Linked DNA regions of Mus musculus: all the other regions are linked to region 2. The links are chromatin loops, found by intact Hi-C in ENCODE. Cell type or tissue: heart. All regions are shown on one strand.

Region 1 (4,000 bases), 50 kb before region 2:
TATTGGACCGACAATACATTCACATTGTGTTAGTTGTCTGAACGCCATAAAGATTTTCGGATATGGAGCACTACACAAGCCCTATTAGCCAGGACCCATTGAGCTTATCATCTAAAGCAGGTTCAAAAAAATTATACCAGAAGAGCAAGGGCGGCTAGGACCACATGACCCGCATGGTCAACCAGTACACTAAAATACCCACACACCATTCTCCGCAGCAGAAGCCGGGGAAACTATTGTAAAGAGCATAGTGTCTATCTTGGGGGCTGCGAGGCTCCTGCACAGGCAGGAAATTCGAAGAGCCACTCTAGAAAGTAAAGAAAAGCTGCAGTCTCTCCACAGTACTGAACGCCAACGGTGTTTCCAGCGGACCCAGCTGACCACTGCCCTGCCCACCCTGGGCTATACGTGGTTTGTACATGTAAAGTCTACCCGCGCATGTCACCGTCTGTCTGTGCTTCTCTTCTGGTTTGTCTGCCACCACCCTGGTCCAGCCTACACTTCCTCCCCAACCTGTGAGCTTTCTTTCTTTCCTCTTCTTTCCTTATTTTACTCCCATCGCCGAGTCGCCAAAACCAGACCTCCCGTGAGGAGCTGAAGCCAAGCGAGTGCATGGTTTTCCAGTTTATTTTATGACCTGACTCAAAAGAATGAAAAATCTGTTTCCACACAGTAAACAACATTCAAAATTCTCTGAACCAAGATGCCATAGCCTTTGGGGGGAACAGTACGTAACACCCCTTTCCTGAAACTTCTTTCCCTGTAGATCTTGGTGAAGGACCAGCTGTAAGTCTTACTCACTGGTGAATTGTCAGCACCTTGCAGAACACCTAGTACCAAACACCCACTTAACACCCGCTGAGTAAATGACAATCGAGGGGCTATGGCTCAGTAGAGTTTTCCCTTAACTTCAATTCCTCAAGATCTTTACCCTGTCTAATATCCGATCTCCCAAAGCATTCCCAGCTGGAGAGCTGGTTCAGAGGGTAAAAAAACGTTTGGCTTCAAGTGTTGGGACCAAAGTTTGAAATCCCTGCACACACATACACACTCACTAACACACACACACACACTAACACACACACACACTTGCGCACGAGCATGCAAAAGCAACCCCATTATGCTAGCTGTTAGAAGACAGTCAAAATCCCAAATCGAATCCCCATTCACTTGATAGCCCTGTGACCTTGATTACGCCGTCTAACTACATTCTAAGATTACTTTTCTTATCAATAAACGAGATCCAGCTTGCAAGGCTCTACGGTACTTGTGTGAGATTTATAAACAACTTATGTAAAACCTTGCTGAATGAAATTATCTGCCATTCTATTCTGCATCTCCAGAACAAAATGTAACTATCAAAATCTAATTTGCCAAAGCTGGAGTTCATTTATGGAGCAGATATGCATCAAGCGCTGGCAATATACAATCTGAGTCGGCCTGCTGTTCAACATGAAAGGAATAGTTTAACTTCTGCCTTTAAGGGCAGGAAAACAATTAGTTCACATGGACAGGAGAAAGTGTATAATCTGATCTTATTTTCTTTTTATTGAAGCATTAAAGGATTACCCAGTTACAGCAGGCTGGAGTGGTTTTTTTGTTTTTGTTTTGTTGTTTTTTATAACAGGAATCAAACAATGGAGGAAAGCATCCAAATAGTGGTTTTTATAGTCCACAAGTATTGACAGTTCTGTCTGTCTGTCTGTCGGTCGGTCGGTCGGTCTGTCTGTGCGTGTGTATGCTTGCGTATATGTACATGTGTGTGACTGTGTGTGTTGCTCATCATTGAGGGTCGTCCTCTACCACTCCCCACGTACTTATTGAGACAGGGTCTCTACTGAATGTGCAGCTCACTGATTGGCTAGACTGGCCAGTGAGTTCAGGGGTCCTCCTAGCTCTTCTCCAAGGGCTCAGGTCCACAGGCCTGCACCACCACACCACTTTCATATGAGTGCTAAGGGGTCGGAACTTGCTTTTTTCCCCACAGTCAAGGATGCATACGTAAGATAAGGTTTTTGCTTTAAAAGAGCAAAAATGACGCTGCTGCAGAGTGTTAAAATAAGATTTGTTCTACATAGTGAGTCCATCCAATGGTCTGCTTTGTCCAATAATCCATCCTAGAAAAATCTCAACATGAAGAAATGTGATCTTTGTGCAAACTGAAATCTATGGGAGAAAGGAACTTTGGCGCTGGCCGCTGGCAGTTGAGTTGATTTGCTCAGTTGAGTTGTTTCATGGTGGGGAAACGGCCATGTTTTCTGAGGCCCACTCTCACATTGCTTCTCTCCTTGGGGCCCTCAGCGACCCATGGGAGTTAGAAGCTTCTTGTCTTCTATTTCCAGAACCCCTGAGCTCAGAGAGCTATATAAAGTCCCCTTCCCCTTCCCCTTCCCCTTCCCCTTCCCCTTCCCCAACGGCAGCACGGACAAGCTAGAGCCCTCCCCTGAGGCTACTTCCTGTCTCGGCTCACTGCCAATCCCTTGGTAGGTATAGGAAACTCGACGGTCTCCAAAGCCCCAAGAACACTGAGCAAAGTAGCATTTTCCATTCTCATAAAAGCCACCGCTTCCTGTTCTCCTAGGACATTCAGAGCAAAAAGCAGAGTCTCAAAGGTGTGCTGTGCTGAGGGAGACATAGAAGCTATGAGACAGCCAAAATTTGGTCTTCAAAACAGCTGGGGGGGGGGGTAATCCGAGGCACAGCATGGCACACAACATTGTTACATCCCAGCCTAGAAGCTAGTGCCCATGGACCACTGAAAGGTACATAAGTAAAAGTGGTTTCCATCTAGATAAGGCACTTCTTCCCCTAAAATCCTAATGAGCCAGGTATACAGACCCATTCCCACAGCCTGAATCACACAAACTAATACTGATCCTACTTGAAAAATGTATGACCTCACTTCATACATAGTCATATATGTATGTGTGTCAGGAATTAATTGCACTTAGTTTATCAATTTCATGTTTAAATTACCCCCCACTATGCACACACTCACACAGTAGTGGACATGATACGCTTAAGAAAATACCAAGAGACATGAGAGTTTAATAGGACAGAGATGGTCTATTCCTGACTTAGTGCAGAGGGAATGAGTCTATGAATGCTACTTGATTTGCAGCGGAATGTCTCACTGAAGAACATCCTGTGTGCTACTTGTTGGGTGGTCCATGCTAAACAAATGTTACTTGGTGTCTGAATTTGAAACCCATACTTTATGGACTTTATGAATAATGGACTCCTAACCTAATACCTGGCATTTAATAGTGGGTACAACAAATATTTGCTTACAAATTCACTGAAAGTTGAGAAATCATGCAAGGTCTATACCACCTTTTACTTCTCTGTCTAATGCCGATTGCGAGTTGCTCCATGAGAAAATTACGTCGCACCACTCACCAAATATTCCTTGGCTGCCATTGCTTTATCGCAGACAGCTGGTGTGTTTGGAGAGAGAAATGCACTGGTAGACTTGTAACATGTTCAGAAATACCACTTAGGGTAGCAGAGCGGAAGCACATGATGAAGGGACTGCAGAAGATGCTAAAGAAATAGACATGTGCCACACACACACAGTGACCGAGTTCTGACCGCATACTTAGTCCCGCAAGCCTCCTGGTGAGAATGTGTCTTGTTATGGTAAACACGGTAGAGGTTTTAGAATATAAATCCTACTCTCAATAAAGTAGCAGCTCCCATAATTATTCTTCTTTCTGAAGGCCAGGGCAGCCTTCAAGTAAACAGAGGCTGAGATCCAACTGTTTCCCTTGCACTAAAAATGATATCATAGTTAATGTTTGTTAAAATGGGCATTGTTTGTAGCTTCATGGGAAATACAGGTTCTTAGACAATGCGTAGCACATACTGTTATATTATTATTAACATAAAATAGACATATATGTATTAAATAGGATAGCAGAACAACTTTGTTTTTGCTTCTTTTCAAAGAGCCCATGGCAACTTTTTTGAGCATGTCTCCATCTGTCACCAAGACAGGCTC
Region 2 (4,000 bases):
TGTCAAAGGACTTATGCTGCAGACACCCTTGAACAGCCACTGTGGCTTGCTAAGGGAGGGGACGCTGAGCTACAGTGGCATGGGCACATCTGGAAGCTTCTCCCAAGGGTACATGTCCAGGCAGCTGTCTGGTCTATAGCCCAGAATATGCATTTTGACATTGCTTTGTCACTGAGATGAGGAAACACGACAGACGCAAGTCTTAACTCTTCAAGACAAGCCTTCACAGGAGGGTGAGATTTAAAGGGTACCTATCGCCCATAAAAATGCCTCTCGCAACCTGTCTGCTGTTGTCTGGAATTCCTTCAGCAGCGGCTTCCCACAACCCAGAACTGTATGTCGTGCCAGAAAAAGCACTAACAAGATGGGCAACCACAGCATGCCAGTTCCTTTGTGAGTCTCCCCTGCTCCCCACAATCACCCCTCCCCACAGTCTCTTCCTCCCATGGTTACTATATATTCAAAGGGGGAGAAGTTCCCCAACAGAGCAGAGATGCTATCCGAGACGGGTCTGACCACTGTACCATTCTACCTGGCCCATGGCAGGCTCAGGAGCCCTGGGCATAGCTCATTGAGGACAGTGGAAGTGAGTGAAGGACCTACCGAATACCTCCCAGCCCACCCCAGTCTCCGTGTGCTGAACCAGGGACAGAGTCTAAAGAAGCAAGAAGGAGCCTGCCACTCCCTTCCTTGTCTCCTCCAAGAGGAAATCTTAGATCAGTCTCCACATCCCAAAGCCTAAACATAGATATGAACCCCAGATCACCACCACCCACCTACCTCCCTAACACGCAAAACAGATGTGGACCCCAGATCACCACCACCCACCCGCCTCCCCCATACTCAAGACAGATGTGGACACCAGATCATTTATGGTGTCTCCCCCATAACTGAAAAGAAGAAAGGGCAAGGAGTGAATGAATTCACAAAAACTGTCACCTAAAAATAATTTACACATAAAATAAAATGCTACTTTACTGTGATCCTCAGAGATCTCAATATTTACAGTAGTAACAGTAACTGAGCTCTACTGGACTAAATTGGTGTCAAAAACAGATCATTTCACACAGCTCCCAAGAAGCAGGTACTATGATTTCATTTTTTTTCTTATTCAAAAACTGAAGTGGAAGCAGAGAAAAATAACTTTCCCAAAGACTCACCACTTAGGAATGGAAATAAAAGCCCAGATCCGCTGTACTCTTTCATGCATCCCACCTGGTCTCCCCATCACTACCGCACCTGTCACATCTGGGGGAGAGAGGCCTTCCCCTTATTAGAATTTTCTTGAGCTGTTAAGCACCTCTGGAGTTGCAGAGCAAGCAAAGGGATGTATAGATTCTGTTAATGGAGCCACAGCTCTGGAATAAATGAGACAGGCCTGTAAACTTATTTCCCAGCTTAATGAATAGAAAATAAACAGAAGCAAGCAAAGAGAATAAAGGAAGCAAGAAACAGTATTAAGGGGCAAGCAAAGTTTAAGTGAACAGTAGTAAAAAGAATCACAGGATGTTCCCAGGGGTGGGGGGTGAGGGGGAGGTGCTACCAGGAAACAGCAAGGGTGAACACTAAGGCCAGCAGGTGACTCAGTGTAAGGAGACAATGATCTGATCAGCACAGGGTAATAAAATAATGGGGTGACCATGACAGGCTGCTATGAGGGATGGGAGGGAAGGCCTCACAGGTGCTGCCAGCCTGGCCAAGAAGCTCTTGAGGCCGTGGAGAGGAAATGACAGCAGCTGCTGGCTAAGGGATTAGTCAGCGTGCCGAGGAACACCAAGCACTCTTCCATTTCCCCTGCCTGCAAGAGCATCTCACAGGCGCTCCTTAATGGAGGGGTTGACTCTGGCCCTAGCAGATAAACCATAGAATTTCTCTCTGCAGAACACTCTAAGCCAGCAAACAGGATGCCAAAGTAAGATGCCAGAAACTAGATATGGCAGCAGCAAGAGCCTGTAGTCTGGAGACCAGGGTTCCAGGCAGGGCTCCACTCCCAGCGCCCTGGCAAGCCCTCCAGCAACTCAGGAGACTATAAGCGGGCAAAGGAAGGGTGGGGCGCATGGTCTCCAGGAAGGCTAGGCTCTGGTGCGATTCTCTGTTCCTGGTCCATTTGTTTTACAAGACAGCGAGGAGCTTTCCAACGCGTTCTGAGCCTGGAGGGAGGGAAGAAGGGACGGAGGGACAGAGGGAGGTTCAGGGGAAGATTTAAAGGTGATAGGTGCACTAAACCTTCAACAGACATTAAAAGACCTGAAAACCCAAGCTACTCACATAACTAATTGAATCAATGTAGCTGTCACTATGTCTTAGACACCACTAAAGTAACTCGGCATATATTAGTTCACTGAATCCTTAGGCAAACCCTGACAGAAAGGGATTCTCCAGTGGTGCATCGTCTCTAGTACAGGGACTTGACCCTGCCCTTCCGGATCCGAATTCTATCACTTAGGATAAGAAGCATCAACTAAGAGTTAAGGCCGTGCAGCCAAAGTGTGATGAGATGCTCCTATGCTTTGACTGAAACTCTATCAACTTGAACCAGCAGTGTGGATTACAGAATGCTCTGCTCTCCTGTACGCGAGGCCAAACTCAGGATGGTAACATGATAAACTCACATCCCGAGGGGGCACCATGATCTTCCCGGGCGTCACACTTGATAGAAAAAAACCAAATCCTGTCTTCTTCCCTCTAGGCCACTGCCTCTCTCAAAAGAGCAGCCTTGCGTCTGAGCCCTGGCAGAGAGGACCCACCGTGCTAACCACTCTCCTCTCTTCTCTTCTGAACAAGAGGGCCCAGACTGCTAAATGAGGCCCTAAGACAGACAAGCAAGCAAGGGGCGAGAGCTGCAAACCTGAGCCTCCAAAACTCCAGCTGCAAGTTCTTGCAATTGTGTAAAAACAAGACCCAAAACCTATTAAAAAAAAAAAAAGTTAAGGGGGACGGGCTAGAGAGATGGCTCAGTGGTTCGGAGCATGAGCTGATCTTGCAGAGGACTCGGGTTTAGTCCCCAGCCCCCACATGGCAGTTCACAACTTGTCTGTAACTCCAGTTCCTGGGGGCTCTGACCTCCTGACTCAGAGATACGTGCAGGCACAACACCAATGCCCATAAAATAAAAGAAACCATCAAATGGACAAAATAGTAGATACATTTTTCAGCTTCAGCAATTATCAACTGGTAGCAGTATCTATTTAAACTGCCCATCTATTTCATAAGTAGCTCTGTGTTGATCAGCATTCTGTCAGCATAACAAAATACCTGAGACAATCAACTGAAAAAAGAGACAGTGTAGCTGGGTGCGCTGAGGCACACCTATAGTCTAGCACTTGGATGGTGATGGAAACAGGCTTAGGAGTTCAAGGATAGACTCTGCCAAACCGAGACTCTTGGGATGGCCTGAGCTATATAAGAAGGAAGGAAGGAAGGAAGGAAGGAAGGAAGGAAGGAAGGAAGGAAGGAAGGAAGGAAGGAAGGAAGGAAGGAAAAGAAAAAAGAGAGAGAAAAAGAAAGAAAGAGAAAGAGAGAAAGAGAGAGAGAGAAGAGGGGGGAGGGAGGGACGGAGGGATGGAGGGACGGAGGGGCGGAGGGACGGAGGGAGGGAGGGAGAGGAAGAAAATTAAAATGTTTATTTTGACTGACAATTCTAGAGACTGGTTCATGAGCAACTGGCCTCATTACCAGGCCCAGGCTGGACATCTCAGCAGAAGCAATAGGAGTAAAACTGCTCACCTCCTGTCCAAGAACCAAAACAATGCAAGAAGAACGCTGGGTCCTAATCCCCAATGACCTAAGAGCTGCCTGCACAAGGCTTACTTCTTACATTTTGCACTCGGTGAGTACCATCCCCGAGACACCAAGCCTCGAGCACACAGGCATACACTTAGTAACAGTTTCAATAAGGATTCTTTGCAGCATCATAGCATTGGCACCGGCCCACCTGATTCATGATGCTAACACTTCCTTATCTGTCTCCTACTGTGTTCTTATTTCCCCAGTTTGCTGA
Region 3 (4,000 bases), 83 kb before region 2:
CTACAACATCATAACTGGATGCCATAAAGGAAGGTGAAAATAGGTGCCATCACACTGACCAATCTCACACACTCAGAAATACCTGATAAGGGAGAAAAGAGATGATGGGGTGGGGGAGAGAGAGGAAGGGGTTGAAGAGGGGATGGGGGAGGCGGAGGAGGTAGAAGAAACTACCTCACCTGGAGAAATAGCAGTGAAATACAAACCCAAATTGAAACCCCTATGTTTTCTAGTCCCCTTCAGTAAACCTTGGAGGTTTTTGCACACAGCTATCAGCTGTCCCTTCTCAGTCCTTTGTCTGGGTCTGAGCTGAGAGGGGACATATGTATTAAGGGGAGCAGGAAGGATGAAAACACTTTTCAGTCCTGACATGGGCTAAGGACCCAGGAAGAACAGGGGTTTGTCCCAGCACAGTGTGCGTGTGCACAGGGTTAACTCTAAGATTTTTCCCTTGCCTCTGGCCACAGTTGTTTTTCCTCTTGAGGACTCTAGCCAAGGGGCTGGGGAAATAACTCAGTCCGTAAAGCACTTTCCACACAAACATGGCACCTGAGTTCAATCCCCAGTACCCACAGAAAAGGCTCGGGGAGGTGGTGTGGACTTATGGTCTGTACACCGGGGAGGTGGAGGAAGCTCCCTGGAGCCTGCTCACCAGCCAGCCTTGCCAGCAGGTCCTAGGTCCCAAGAAGGACACTGTCTCAAAATACAAGCTGCATGGCTTCTAGGAAATGACACTTGTGGCTGACCTCTGGCCTCCAGCTGTGTGTGTGCATAGGCTGTCCCCTAAGGTGTGACCTCACTCCCTCTTCCTTCTCACCTTTCTCAGCTTCTTAAGGTAGAAGGCAGGCTGCTGCCTAGCAATCCACTTACAGCTATCGAAAAAAGCTGGAGAGACTCTTACGTGCCACAGACTATGCCGAGGCAAAGGCGCTTAGGAAAGTCTGTCAACTTCCATTTGAGATGCTTCTTTCTCTACGGTTCCCCCAAAATTCTCGGGCTAAGACCCTGTGCTGGTTGGTCACAAAGTGTAAAAATGGGGTTCTTTTAAAACAGTCTGAAAGGTCCGCCACAGGTTCACGTGTTCCAACTGCTCGTCCCCAGCTGGTACTGGGGTGTAAAACCCTTTGGGGCCACTGGACCTAGCGGGGAGGTTGGTCACTAGGGGAGCCTTGGATCCGGCTCTCTGCTTCCTCATCAGTCAAGCTGTGGCACACAGCCTGTGCCACACAAGTGGTGGCATACAGCCACCTCACACTGGCCCGACCACGGAGCTACTTGCTTGCGATGCCTTCCCAGCCATGCTGGGGACTGGTGCTGTGTACTGTGAGCCCCAATAAATCCTATCCCCTGAAGCTCTTGCTTCCTCTCAGGTATTTGGTCACAGCGAAGACAAAAGTAAATAATACAACCGCCCTCCCCATAGATCTCATTTATAACTAACCTAAGTCAACTGCGGGGGCGAGAAGCAGCCAAATAACATCCCAGCCATCTGTCACCCCAATAGTCCTAAAGCCCTCACAACTGATCAGGGACCTGACACCATCAATCTGTCCTACGGAGCTGCGAGCTGAGTATCCCTGCTGTTACCTCCACCGCCACCATTCAGATCTAGGTGAGCTTCCACCGATACCCACGGAAGCCTGTAAAGCTTCCTCCCCTTGCTGTCTGCCACGCCCCCACCGCACAGTCTGGAATCTTTCATTACCACCATTCACGTACACACACAAGACCTTGGGGGCCACACCGCCTCTCCTGACCTCCATCTCAGCACTTTCTGTGAACAGTTCTCTGGGTGTCTCTGACTTCAGCTTCCTACCTAGAAAGTGCGGATGTGTAGGGCTAAGCTTTTTGTGCACTGAGCAAAGGTGGTCTTTGTATATTCAAATGCTGATTTCTATACCTGAAGAGAGTGGGGTACAGGCTGGACTTTGGTATTGTTATTTTTATGAAGCGTCACCTGTCTCAGTTCTGTAACGTTCTTCTCTCTCACTTTCTGATTGGTCAATGAAGAGCTGATTCATCCATTCCTCCTCAGTCAGAGGAGATAGGAAGGCTGGGCTTTCAGATCCCAGTCAAGGGTCCCAGGTAGAGAGAGGTAGGAGGAGGACCATGAGGAGAGAAGCGAGGGGTGGAGAGACCATGTGGTGAGACCAGGAAGATTTGCCATGAGGAGATGAGAGAATAGCCATGAGGGACACATGTGGACCAGAGTGAGCCAGGGCATGACCGTAGGGAGCAGGATATTTTCCTAGGTATTAGCACCCTTAGAGGGTTAGGATAGCTTAGAACCTGCCCAGCATAGTGCCATCAGCTTATTACTAAAACACAGATCTGTGTCATTTACTCATGAGCTAAAACTGACCACAGATGGCATAGCAATGCCATGCATTATTGGGGGGTGGGGAGGTAACTATCGCTGGGAGGAAACCAAGAGCTCTCTAGTGGGGCTTAAGGCATATTCAACAGGAAGAAAATCATGCCTGGTATTGCAAGCCTACCTGGGTATTGCAATGACCTGAAGATTGTAAAGTCATGAATCCCCCAGAACGCACTGAGGTGAGCCCGGTGGTTTCTGTAATCCTGTCCAACAGTGCCATGGGGCTGTGAGAAACACCCTTTCCATGGGAAAAATGAGCAGTCCAGACACATGGCTGTGCCTAGGGTTCTGGGTTCCAGTTCTTTGAAATGCTCTCCTGGGACTGTCAGAAGCCATACCCATTATGTTTCTCACCTACACGGCTGCCTAAATATGACACACAGGCTTATGTGGATGGTGGAAGTCCATGAGGCCTCAGCCCTACACAAGAACTATAGAGAACTAAGGAATGCTGCAAGCATTCTCTTCCCAGGGAAGAGCAACCAACTGCTTATCCAATACCAGTGGTCATCCCTGAAAACATATGCATACTGGTAACATTGTATAGACTGAGCAGTTGGTTATTAGGAGCTATTAGGAAAAGTTATGTAGATACATACATGAATATAGCAACGATTAATGAAAAAAGAGGTTGGGAATTTGAAAGACAGCAAGGGAGGATTTGCAGAAGGAAAGGGAAGGGGAAATAATGTAATTACATCCTAATTTCAAAAAAGAAAGAAAGAAAGAGAGAGAGAGAGAGAGAGAGAGAGAGAGAGAGAAAGAAAGAATTAAAAACAAAGAAGAAAGAAGGTGCAGAGGGTAACTTCAAGTTTTTCTTTTTTCAATGAATGACTTAAATCCTTATAATTCTCAAATTACGAGGCTATGACTGAAAGTAGGATTTTTCTCAGATGATGTTCAAAGTCGCTTTCTCTTTACAGTGTGTCTCCTGTGCTCCCTAATGGAGCACACAATTTTCATTTCAGCCCTTTCTCCATGAGGCATGTCAGCTACCATTCTTACCTTCCCCATCCGTATGAGGCATACAAAGCCTGACATGATACAAAGAAAAATCCAATTATTTTCTTTACCCCACCCGAGCAATTGAGCACCCTAAGATAAAAAATTTCCCTTGTAAACGTATAAAGCCTCAAATTTCTCTAAGTCACCAGCTTGGAACCCAGCCACAATATATTTTGGAAAAAGGTAGAGGATTTAATAACGCCATTACCCTGAAATCCAATAAAGCCTGTTGGAGCTCCACATTTTCAAGAAATCAAACTATTTATGCTATTACCCTGAGTGTAGCTATCGTTTCCACCACAGCTATAAACATCCACAATGTGCTCCACCAGAAACTGAGAAAGAAAAAAAAAGGCCCTAAGAAGATACTGCCCGTGAACAGGAGTTTGGCAGTGCTTGCTACTAAGAGTTCATACACATTACTTCATTTATTCTGAAAATTACATTTCTAAGTCCATAACTCACCACTCCCAACCATGAACACTTTTTAATACAAGGTATTAAAATCTCCTTTCAGAGGCTGTTTTCAAGCAGGCTAAAGGTCACCCTGAAGATCATGGACATTTATGAATCTATCACAGCATATAGGAAAGGCTCATAATAGCTTTCAACCTACTT

Evidence for each region. Peaks named below come from ENCODE experiments on the same cell type or tissue, not always from the same donor. Only the 100,000 strongest peaks of a DNase experiment are listed, where the experiment ranks them.
Region 1: it touches region 2 in a loop (2.0-fold over the local background); 3 of 42 quality-filtered maps call a loop at or near these places.
Region 3: a loop joins it to region 2, with 1.9 times the contacts of the local background. A loop is called at or near these places in 3 of 42 quality-filtered maps.

What each region holds. Positions count from the first base shown.
Region 1 is chr5:66,508,467-66,512,466 of GRCm38, forward strand. The region is part of intron 2 of Apbb2 (amyloid beta (A4) precursor protein-binding, family B, member 2); the gene reads right to left. Gm52775 (a long non-coding RNA gene) reads left to right here. Exons shown (of 4, transcript XR_003955743.1): 4 at 1-4,000. Among named protein-coding and RNA genes, the nearest start is that of Gm52775, 7.0 kb to the left of the region's middle. In heart, no CTCF peak of the experiment used is centred here; a DNase peak (open chromatin) is centred at 2,465.
Region 2 is chr5:66,558,082-66,562,081 of GRCm38, forward strand. All of the region lies in intron 1 of Apbb2 (amyloid beta (A4) precursor protein-binding, family B, member 2), which reads right to left. Among named protein-coding and RNA genes, the nearest start is that of Gm52775, 57 kb to the left of the region's middle. In heart, no CTCF peak of the experiment used is centred here; a DNase peak (open chromatin) is centred at 1,650; H3K27ac peaks cover 676 bases.
Region 3 is chr5:66,475,237-66,479,236 of GRCm38, forward strand. The region is part of intron 3 of Apbb2 (amyloid beta (A4) precursor protein-binding, family B, member 2); the gene reads right to left. Among named protein-coding and RNA genes, the nearest start is that of Gm52775, 26 kb to the right of the region's middle. In heart, no CTCF peak of the experiment used is centred here; no DNase peak of the experiment used is centred here.